2 separate regions of the Homo sapiens genome follow, and region 2 is linked to region 1. A link is a contact called in ENCODE Hi-C data. All regions are on one chromosome and are shown on one strand. The core of a region is the stretch at or near the end of the contact, and the rest is flanking DNA. Distances in the headings are between cores, read along the strand shown. Region 1 has its middle 15 kb from the start of LINC03062. Region 2 has its middle 99 kb from the start of MIR4290.

What was found. A loop is a pair of places that touch in the nucleus more often than their neighbours do. Pooled maps may share reads with other maps.
Region 2: a loop to region 1 is called in a pooled map, with 2.4 times the contacts of the local background. The contact joins two enhancer-like sites. A Hi-C loop is called at or near these places in 4 of 168 maps with a recorded cell type or tissue (colonic mucosa, endothelial cell of hepatic sinusoid, heart left ventricle and 1 more) and 4 of 50 pooled maps.

What each region holds. Positions count from the first base shown.
Region 1 is chr9:89,622,031-89,628,132 of GRCh38, reverse strand. No RefSeq gene overlaps it. Among named protein-coding and RNA genes, the nearest start is that of LINC03062, 15 kb to the left of the region's middle. Within about 2 kb of position 3,817, at least 10 of the 41 ENCODE cell types and tissues checked have a DNase peak (open chromatin) inside an H3K27ac peak, as active enhancers do.
Region 2 is chr9:89,921,689-89,927,175 of GRCh38, reverse strand. No RefSeq gene overlaps it. Among named protein-coding and RNA genes, the nearest start is that of MIR4290, 99 kb to the left of the region's middle. Within about 2 kb of position 3,040, at least 3 of the 41 ENCODE cell types and tissues checked have a DNase peak (open chromatin) inside an H3K27ac peak, as active enhancers do.

The DNA of each region.
Region 1 (6,102 bases), core at 2,568-5,067:
GAAACCCCATCTCTACTAAAAATACAAAAATTAGCTGGGCGTGGTGATTGGCACCTATAATCCCAGCTACTCGGGAGGCTGAGGCAGGAGAATTGTTTGAACCTGGGAGGCAGAAGTTGCAGTGAGCCAAGATTGTGCCACTGCACTATAGCCTGGGTGACAAGAGCAAAACTCCATCTCAAAAAAAAACAAACAAACAAAAAAAGATGTTCCACTGGGTTGTTCTCAGAATAGCCCAATATTCAAGTGACTTTGCCCCAATGTCACAACTGAGAACCAGGGTTCATAAGCTCACCTAGCTGGTTAGCAGGGTGATAGAGACCCCAGGTTTACCCTGACCCCAAGGTCCTGGTACTTGGCCCCTCACACCCCAGCCCCCTGCCCTGGTCTTTATCTCACCCTAGTGTACTGGGTGTCATTTAGACCCATGGAAGGACTCGCCCAGGCCAGTGAGCTCAGAGAAGCATAGGGAACCCTTGTCCGATGCCTGCCCCCAGGGAAGGCAGAGCAGGGCCAGTGGGGCAGGTGCCACACAGTGAGCTGTGCCTATGGCCAGCCGGCCCAGCGCTCCTTCCCGGGTTTCTTACTGTGCCGAGGTGTGGGGTGCAAAAGCTGATCCTCTCCCAGCTCTGAGTCTCCTTCAGGACAGCTCACTCCAGGGAGCTCAGCACATGTCACCGAAACCTTCCATCTGATGGCATCTCAGTGCCTCACGGCAGTGGAGCCCTCAGCCTGCCTCAGAGCAACTGAATCTAGGTTCCTAAGTGCATCCCCTCCCAGACTGAGCTCAATGCCCCCTCCTTAGGGAAGCTGTTCGTGCCTCTGAGGGTGTGTTCTTGCACCACTGTTGGGCTTTCTTTCCCACACTCCTCGCACTTTGTCATTGTGTGCTTACTTCTGTGATTACTGGCTGGGTCGCTGTTCTCCACCCACAGGTCCATCTGCCCCCTACAGTGGGCACATGAAACATGGTGAGTGAATAGCAAAACACCAGGAACCCCTTCACTGAAACTCCAGCCTGCACCATCTCCCAGCCCCACGCTATTCACACCAAGGTCAGCAGGGCCTTAAACGGCCAACGCCCCAGCCTGACATAGCACTGGGCACTCATTGGATCCCCTGTCCATGCTGAGAAACGATGGGAAGGAGGACAGTTTCCCTTTCAGGGTTCCAAGCCCTGCAGTTGATCTGGAAAAATAACGCCGGGAGCTGTGTTCACTCCCTGAGGCGTGTCAAAGCTCTCTTTATCTCCCCCTGGAAGTTCTGACATCAGGCAGTTCTCCTCGGGTCCCAGCCAGAGCGGGGACACAAGCTCTGCTTCTCCTGCTCCTCAGAGAGGTTTTGTTGGGCTGTAGGTCACACCCTGTGGCCACAGGCAACTCCACACCCACCTGAGTGGAATGTTCCCTGATTTTCACAAGAAATGTGAGCAAGCTGAGAACTGAGCTTGGCGGTGCAACTCCAATTTGCATTCACCCCCAGATCACACAGGTATCTGGGGCCTCTCTGCCTGCAGTGAGTGCCAGCCCACTGAGTTAGGCTGTGGGAAGAGCCTTTGCAAGACAGGAGCCCCTCATGTGAGCAGAAATGCCCCAGTAGGGCAGGGACCAGGTCAGTGGGGGAGTGAGTGGCTGCAGCCTGCCTGCCGCTGACCTCTCTGTAGCCATCGGCCTCGCAGGGTTCCTGTCTCCTTGAGCCAGGGGACTCTCTGACTTAGATTGTACCCATCTCTTGGGTGCTTGGCAGTTCCACAGCATGACATCAGTGGGGTCGCACACTTCCCAGATCCAGCCGGGCTCTGCTCGAAGCCAGGAGGGGCTGCAGCCAAACATTTAAGAAACGTGTGCTAGCAAAAAGCTGCCTGTTTTTTTAAGAATGAAGAAAAACTTAGTTTCCCAGTGGAAAGGATTAGGCAGAAAAGCTAACATTTTGCTTTAAGCTAAAACAACACCTATTATTGACAACCTTACAAAGGTCAATGTATTATCCTACTGCTCTGGGCCCCTGTTTCAACAACAGTGGAAAATGCCTGGAGAAGGGAGAAAACCCATAGAATCCACATTGCTCAGTGCTCTGTGGCGTCACTGCAGACTCACTGGGCACCAAGGGTGGTGGTCTCATCCCTGCCTCCACAGTGTAGGGGAACCCACGGCCATTTTAAACACAGATTGCCTCTGCCTGCAGGCCTGGTTGTAGTGGCCACGTGACTGCCTCAGCTCAAATGACCATGAAGTGAGGACTGCAGCAGGCCCCCTTCCATGCACCCACACTAGTAGAGTGGCCTGCTGCAGACGGCCGGTGGTTGCTGTTCTGGAGCAGAGTCTGCAGCCAACCACAGGCAAGTCATGACCCTGTATGCTGCCTGTGGGTGTACCTGGTGCCCTCCCCTCCATCCTGGACCACCGGCTTCTCACCTGGACTCTTGGTTCCCTGAGGGTGGAAGTCCTGGCCAGCCCATCTGAGACCGTACACCTGCCCCACCGTCTCTTATGCATAATGAGAGCTCCCTAACCATCTGCGTGGTGACTGCATCAGCCCCTCTGCGGCCATCAGAGGGACCCCCAGAAATCAAGTCTGAGTCAGCCTCAAGAATAATCAGAAGCCAAGAGCCAGACGGTGAGGCCTCTTCTGTGCACTCCAGAGTGTTGCATGGATGCTGTCCCTGTTCCCAGCCACTATAAAGGGAAGGCCTGGCTGAGCACAGTGGCTCACACCTGTAATCCCAGCACTTTGGGAGGCTGAAGTGGGAGGATGGTTTGAGGCCAGGAGTTCAAGACCAGGCTGGGCAACATAGTGAGAAAAAAATAAACAAAATTATTAGGGCATGGTGGCATGCACCCACAGTTCCAGCTACTCAGGAGGCTGAGGTGGGAGGATCGCTTGAGCCTGAGAGGTCGAGGCTGCAGTGAACCAAGATCGTGCTACTGCACCCCAGCCTGGGTGACAGAGCGAGACTGTCAAAAAAAAAAAAAGCCTTCTGAATGACTGTAAATGAGCACAGATGCACACGAGTCCAACAGCACCTCCTAGAAACAGGCTTGCTGCACCCAAATGTGTGGTCCACAAGGGGCAGGGCAGAGTGCTCCGGCCCCATGTCCCAGCCACTGCCCCCTGCCTCTGCTCTCCTTGGGCATAACTCCTCCAGCAGAGGCACTAGGGGAGGTGACACTCAGATGCATCCTTTTCAGTCTGGGAACCATTCACCACATCCAAGAGACAAAAAGTTAGAATGAGATTTCTGCATTGCCCCTTTGGGGTTTTTTATTTGCCTCCATAAATATGTTGGGGACTGAGTTCTGAACTCACCTCCACAGAGTATGTCACAAGGAATGGGGCATAGCCATGGCCCACGGGGGTTCACAATCCCAGATGAAGAAATGCCAGGGGCCGTCAGGACCCAGGTTATGAAAGACACCAGGTGGGTTGTCTCAAAGTGCCCATTCGGAAGTCACAGGAAATGAGAGCTGAACGCTGGAGATCCTGAGGCTATGGTTGCTGCGCTGGGTAGAGATGGGGGGCCAGGTGAGCTCTGAGAGCCCCTCTGAACCCCAAATCCACAGTCCTCAGGAGCCGTGCCCATGAGGTGCTCTGTGCCCCCACAACTGACAGCAATTCTGAGCCTTGAGCAAGGCACCCGGGGCCTCGGGACAAACCCAGAGTGAGTCTCACCATGCTCAGCACCTTTCCACCAAACTGCTGGTCCCAGCCGCTTCCTCCCTGGCATAGTCAGCTCCCAAACCCAGGTCTCCCAAGAAAGTAAAATGCCCTCCAATAATCAACGTCACTAGCAGGGCAGCAGCCTGGAGGAAGCTCCCGCCGGCCGTGGACTGAGCGCCGCCTTGCTGGGAGAGGCGCCCTCTCACTTTATTTTTCTGAAGGGTGGGCAGGGCACCCAGAGAAGGGGAAGCTGGTAGACAGAGCTGCCCTTAAAACTGCCACAGGCTGCCAGCAGCACACTGTGTTCAGGAGTAATAACAGCTATTAGGCTGCATAATTAACCCGCAGAGGGAAGTCATCACCACCAAGAAACTAAGGGCACTCAGTGCTCCTGGCCGCAGACCAGCTGGCTGGGGGCGCCAGGGCCTCCTCACCTCAAACAGCAGTAGCCCTCAGTGGGGGTTTCTGGCCTGCTCCCCTCCTGGGTTCCTGTGTGTTGGGCTGTGCACACTCTCCCTTGCTGAGCAGAGCCAAGCCACTCTGGAGACGCAGGCTGAGGAGCTAAGAGCCCAAGAGCCTCACTTGGTTTTCTTGCACTTTCTCAATGCAGCCCATGGCTGCAAAGAGCCTGCTGGTGTTCCTGAGCCTGCCAGAAAGATCTGAAATGCAGGCAGGTGTATGTCTTAAATGCCAAGAAAGGAGGCAGCAAGGGAAGCCCACAAGCTGTGTTTATGGGAAACCAGAACAAAAAGGTAAACTCCAGCCCTGCACAGAGATAAAAATAACAGCGGTACAGGAGGTCCTGCCAGAAGCAGGCTGTGCTCACAGCTCCTCATTGCCGCTGGGCCTGGGGCCGGGACCCAAACAGCGAGGACAGCGGGCAGTTCACCCCCAAGAGCCATGGGGGCTGGCCTCCTCCTCGTTCTAGCTTGTACAATTTATCTCCCTCTCACTGGCTCCCTGCTTCTGCAGACATCTGAGAAGTTCAGTCGGGATACCCGACTCCTAGCAGAGCTTTCAACCAGGCCCTGTAAACAGTTCCCAGACAGGCTTCAGGACGGCTGCAAAGCACTCCTCTGGGCATGTTCCCAATGCCTGGAGTCATCTACTCGCTGGTGACCTTGAGCTGGTCACTTCACTGCAGGCGCCTCAGGGGTCTTCCCTTCCCAGGATGGAAAATGATACCCAGCCTTTGAGGTCATGGCAAGCGAGGACCATCAACCTCAGGGCTTTAAATGCTGAGCTCTGCTTACTGAGAAGCCCTTTGTTTACAGAGGCGCTCAGGGTGTGGGGCTCGGCCTAATCCCCATCTGCACGGTTCAGAACATCCCACCCCAGCCAGGGAGTGTGTCCTGGTGCGGACCTCCCCGGCTAATGCCAGTGCCATTGCAAAGGCTAGGTCAGCTGCCCTTGGGCGATGCTGAGCCTGGGCCATGATTTCTCGATCTAGTTGCCAGCGTTGGTTTTATCTGAGGACTTAGCAGAAGTATGATATGCAAACACCTACACATGCACACACATATACATATATACATATAGTTGCTTTCTGGTTTATGATACACAGGCTTTGCAGACATATTTGTAACTAACTGAAGAGAAATTTCATCCACATGTCTGCACGGCCTTCACTCTGCCAGAATAATAGCCAGGGAGGCCCCATGGCTACTTGGGGGATCTTCTCTCCTTCTGTTTTTCAGTTGGAAGAAAAGAAATGGTACCTTGCCATGCACCAGAAAAGCTTTAATCCCACAAAAAATGGAGCTTCACTTATCCCTGGCTGAAGCTGGCCACGGCTCTGCTTCCGTGCTCACCGCACCATGCCGATCCTGGGGTTGCTTTGGGGCACCCTGAGTTCATTCACTGTGCTTCCTGGAAACCCCAACAGACCTTCCTCTCCTGAAACTTCCAGGGTGACTGTATTTAGAAAGGCAAGTTCCTCTGAAGGCAAATAAAGAAATAGGGGACAAGAACAGTTTCCCAGATCTCCACTTCCTTGCATCGCAGGCCCTGGGGTGGTCAGTATGCATGAATAGGAAAGAAAACCCAAGGTCAGACTGCCTCAAGGGGGCCGTCAACCTCTGTGGCTTGTAGAGAGCACAGACAGGAACCCCACAGGGGATGAAAAGGGGAAACCTTTGGATGAAGCTGCAGCTGCAGGCACAGTTGCATGGTGGGAAAAACAAAGTGGTTCGCATTCCAAGTGTGGGGAGGAAACTCACTTTCACCATGTATCCACTCCAGGCAAGGCCCTCTCCTGGGCACACAACTTTCATGCGTCTTGTCTCAGTCTTTGCAACAATGATAGGAAATGGTCTGGGTGGAGTTATTGGACAGAAGAGGAGACTGGGAGAGGCTGAGACCACATTAGTGGGCAGGATAGGGTGTGGAGGTGCCAGGGATCTGCCTTCCAGCAGGTGTGAACTGGAGGGCCAGTCCCTTCTCCAC
Region 2 (5,487 bases), core at 1,791-4,290, 300 kb before region 1:
AAGCATCAGAGAAACACCGTTTCCTTTCTCACCCATTGACAGGTGCTCCCAGCACCCCTGCGCTGCCTCCTCTGCAGGGAGAAGCATAGCTGTCGCTCACCCACCTCCCACCTTGGGAACCAGGAGGGCAAGGTGTTAGTGCCCTAAGCTTCCTGCTACAAAGATAATTCCAAGATGATGCTGACAGTTGGAGAGGTAGGGCTCCAAGGAGCAGGAAGATTTCCTCCCAGTTCTGAGCATACAGGAAAAACTCCATGGGCTGATCACGCTTACAAAAAGTCAACACAAAATCCTGCCAGAAAGACTTTCCCTTTTTGTGAGCCTCCGCAAGCTTGTGTGTACACATTTTTCTCCCCGCCTTTCTGCTGTAAAGTTATGCTTCTACATTTAGCAAAGTACGTCCACACAGTGAAAGCAAAGAGTTCTAAGTAGCTGATGTTAAAAAAGTGTTGGGCCCAGTGCCCAAACCTTCCCTGCTTCATAGAGGAAAGCACTTTCAACTTTTAAAGATATATTTTCCCTGGTATCTATTTCTGCATATCTCTGTAATATACTATTCTGCTATTTCTTGATTTTTCAATATTTTAGAGTATCTTATTGGTTTTCTGTTAAGAAAGGTGCAAAGTCAGTTCCTTCACATCACCCCAACCCCAACCTCTTTGCCTCCCCTCCCCACAGGCAGAGTTTACGTTATTAATGTGAGGTGCTGATCGTACCCCACCGAGGCCAGTGGTCTGCCATGAGAATGCCTCCTCTCTCACACCACTCTATGTTTGTTTTTCCTGGAGTTAAAAATTGCCTTGGGCTTTTGTTTGCTCAGTTTTCCACGTGCTTCTTGCTAACATTTCTAAAAATTTTAACGCATCTGTTAAATGCCTAAACACACTTCCAAGTACTCAAATACAGTAGCTTTTTTTTTTCTTAGAGACTTTTGAGCCTTCCTCATCTCTCTCTTGTATTGGGTCCTCTGTTTCCAGAATTCCATGTTATCTAGTTTTCTCCCTTATTTTACTGAAGTGCATTATCCAGTAGTTTTCAAAGAAAGTACTCAGGCAAAAAGACAGATGGATAGATAGTGATGAATGAATATGTATATAAGTAGATGGTAGATAGATAGAGGATTAATAAATAGATGAATGACATAGGTAGATAGATGATTGATAGATAAATCTCATTTTCGTATTTAAAAAATATCTATATTCTCTCCAACCCTCTAGACCAATACTTAGTAATTTTATTTAGTACATTTTTCCTTCTCTACAGATGCAATACCATCTTTGATATCTGAGAACATAAAATATTGTTTTTCGATTATTTAGCCCCCTGGTTATTTTTGTTTCTTTTGCATACCTGCTTTGCGATTTTACCCCTTAGTGTCTGTCTTTCATGTAAAGACTTTCTCTACAGCTTCTGGTGACCTTCCGCTGCCCACTCACATTGCAGAATGGGACATTAAAGTAAGTGTGGATTGGAGTTTGGGTGGGGAGGTAGAAATAGCAGAGGGCTTGCAGACTGATGCAATGGGAGCTAGTCTCAAGCCAGGACCCATCCAATGCCAATTCCTGCCAATGTTTTCTCTGGGAGTTTTTCACTTTCTCCAAGGAGGAGTCCTCCACACTTCTCCCCAGGTGAGGGCAGGGTAGACCTGTGGAAGCAGAGTGGGAAGAAGAGCTGAGGGTCCCAGGTTCAGGAGGCTGGCTTGCATGTAATCTGTCTTTTTAGCCCCAAAGCTCCCCTCCAGCCCTCTCTGGGTCTACCATTCCCAGCCTAGTGGGACTGTCTGTTCCTTCAGCAAGTAAACATCCCACCTAGTTATAGGTTGAATTACGTTCCCTCCAAAATTCACAGGTTGAAATCCTAACCCCCAAGTCCCTCCGAGTGTGTGTGTAGATCTGGAGATAGAGCTGTTACAAAGGTAATTATTTAAGATAGGATTGCAAGGGTGGGCCCCAATCCAGTATGATTCATATCCTTATGTAAAGGGGAAATTTGGACATAGATGCATTCGTACACGTAGAGAATGCCATGTAAGGATTGGAGCTCTGCTGCCACAAGCCAAGGAACTAACAGAAGGTAGGAGAGAGGCCTTGGGCAGAGAGAGTCCTGGTGCCTTCACGGGGAGTGGGGCCCTGCCAACACCTGGATCTTGGATTTCTGGCCTCCAGAACTGTAAAACACTCCATTGCTATTGTTCTAAGTCACCTAGTGTGTGGCACTTTGTTATGGCATCCCCAGTCAACTACCACCTCCTATGGGGACTGTGTCCAGAGTAGCCACAGGGCATACAGAATGGGAGAGGGAACTGTGGTGCCTGAGGTCCTCCAGGCAGATACTGCAGGGGCCCTGCCATGAGCCCAGGGCTTTGTCCACCTCCGTCTGCTTGCACCTTCCAGTGGGTGGCAGGAGAGGGGACACTCCTGGTCAGGATCTGCTCAGATGAGGCACTTACAAAATGTGTTGTGATGCTTTACCCTTGGTTATCCCTGCTGTCTTTCACTCTATAAGTTAATAAGGCTTTTGTCCCTTTCTTGTCATTTTAGAGAGGCTGGGAGACAGAGGGGCGGCACCTGAGCGTAGCGAGTCCGCTCTCCCTAACTGGAGTCTTCTCTGGTCTCTGTAGAGCAAGCATCCATGGCACTAGTCAGAAGCCCCTCACCCAGAGGGTGCAGGTATCTTCACTGAGACTGCCAAAGTGGTACGGGTGACAAGGTATTACGGGTGAAAATGTCATCTTCCCACAGAGGGAAAAAGAAGCCTCATAACTAGCTCAATAACAATGACCAAAAGCATAATGTGAGCATTTCCTATTACTAGGGTGGTTTTAATGTACCTCACAAATTACACCAGGGGGTGTAGTTTCATTTCCCGCCCCTTGAGTGTGGGCAGGACTTTCACAAACATAAAAAAAGGAAAAGAAAAAAATAGTCACTAGACAGTGGAAAAACCTGGCAGATGTCGCCCAGACCAAAAGGTGAAGGTCAGCCTCCTAGGAATGAGTCACGTGGGTGTCATGCCTGCTTTGATGTGGAGTGATAAGTGAGACCGTTCACCTCTGTGCTGTTCCTCCGAAAACCGGTAACTGTGATCCAATCAGAGAAAACCTCAAGCCAACTCAGCTGGAGGAAAATCCTGCGAAACAGCTGGCCAGTACTCGTCAAAAGTATCAAGGTTAGAAAAGACAAAAGAAGACGGAGGAGCTGTCGCAGGCTGGAGGAGAGACGGGAGTCCTGACAAGTTAGTGAAATGTAGGCTCCTGGTCTGGATCCTGGAACAGAAAAAGGGAGTGAGTGGAAAGATAGGGAAACTCAAACAAAGTCTACCATTTGGCTAATCGTATTTTACCCACAATAATTCCTCAGATTTGACCAATGGGCCGTGTTGATACAAGATCTTGACATGAAAAAAGTATGTATGGAAACTCTATCCTTGTAACTTTTCTGTCTGTCCAACGTTATTTCAACACAGAAAGTTAGAAAAATGACCTTAAGCTCAAGCTCTCCGTTTTTCTTTACTTTTTTCTTTCATCCAACTGAGCTGGTTCCAGTGCGAGCCCTGCATCGTCTCCTCTCTGGCTTCCCCTTCCAAACTTCTTCCTCACCCACCATGGGCATTTCGGCCTCTATCTGGGGCTCTGTGAGCACTAATCTTCCATGCATGCGGAGCTTCTAGCTCCCTCCACACCCCCTGCACAACCCATCTCCACAAAGGGGGAAGGAATACGGCCTAGATAAAACCTCTAGAGTCTTCCTCTCACTGCATGAACCGCCCTCCCCACTTGCTGGGCTTCACTCTGGACACTCTTGCTGTGCCCCAGGGCCTTCCTGGCTGCTCCTTTGCTCCTCCTGGACAGCCTTTGGCATCAGCTCCGGGCTCCAGGGCCTCTTTCTGCAGGCTCCTCGGTGCTCTTTCCCTCCTGTAATTCCTGGTCATCGTGTTCACAGATATGTTCATTTCTTATTCCTGTGTCCCACCCAAACCCCCAAGCTTCATGACTCCAGGTTGAGGCCCATTTTTTTCATCAGTGCCCCTCACCCACCTCCTGGAAGGACCTGGAAGAGTGCTTGGCACAACAGGGACACTCACAAGTGTGTTGAGAGGATGAATGGCAGCGTGTAGGGCTGGGGAGGAGGCTGGCGCGCTCTCACAGTCTCTCTCCTGCAGGAAGTGGGTGCTTCCTGGGAGAAGCCTTCCAGGCTCTACTGCAAGAATTCCTTTGATGGTGAGGACCAGGGAAGCAGCCAAGAAAAGTGGAGAAAATGTATGTGGGGGATGTATAACGTGTGTGTGTGGTGCATATGCATATGCGTGTGTATAGGTGTGCATAGTATTGTGTGGTACGTGTATGATGTGTGTAGTGCGGTGTGTGTGCATGTATGTGCGTGGTGCGTGTAGCGCAGTATGTGTGCATGTGTGTGTATGTGTGTGTATAGGTGTGTGTAACATTGTGTAGTGTGTGTATGATGTGTGTAGTGTGGTGTGTGTGCATATCCGTGCATATATGTGTGTGGTGTTGTGTGGTGTGTGTGTGCATATGTGTGTGTGGTATGTGGTATGTGTGCATATCCATGGGTAGTGTGAGTGTGTGGTGTGTGTGATACAGTGTGTGTACATATGCACGCAGAAGTCTTTGACTTGGAACCAGTCAAAGAAGAGTTAATAAGAGAAATTCAAAGAGCTATGGCCTCCCCCAGCCCCCTGAGACCTCTAATAAAAGGCCATGCTGGCCTTGCAGGTGAGCAAACAGACACCACCAAGCTCCAGTGAGGCAGGCATTTTGGTGCCCCACTTCCAGCTGGACCTGATGTCACTCAGCCAGGGGTGAGGCACTTAGGCATGGCCCGAAGCAAGGGCAGGAGAGGATAAACAGGCCGGCCATCTGTACCATTCGAAGGAGCACTCACCACACAGCCTATTTGGAGGGGAAAGGGCTGAGGACATCCAGATACAATCGCTTTTCTCAGGCATGCTGATAAACTGTGTCCTGCTCATTAATTGCAAACTGACTTCGTGGAATGCGATGGATAGCTGAGCACTTGGGTTAATCAAAAGATAATACAGCGACTGAATGTGTTGGCCACTTTTAAAAGTTTAGAAAAGTAAAATGATGTTTATACTGAACAATATCTTGATGATAACTCAATCATTTTGTCATTTAGAAGTGTGCTCACACCTTGTAGTGGCAGAAGTACGTTATTTTGAATGTCATGCACAAAGACTAGCAAAAACTTCAGGGTAGGTGGGAGGGCACAATACTTTAACTATGAAGTACCCAGAAGAGCAATGCTTTAGCAAAACAAGTTAAAAGAGTACAGTTCATTACTTGCAAATAAAATATTGCTTTGATATTACCTCCTTCAAAGCAGAAAGCCCAATTCTCAAGAAGAACAAGTATTTTTCCGTTTTAAAAGCAGAATTCAAAAAATAGAAAGGTGTTGTGTTTCCATATTTGAAAGTTCTTGCACCCATTTCAGAAATAAGTGTATCTTG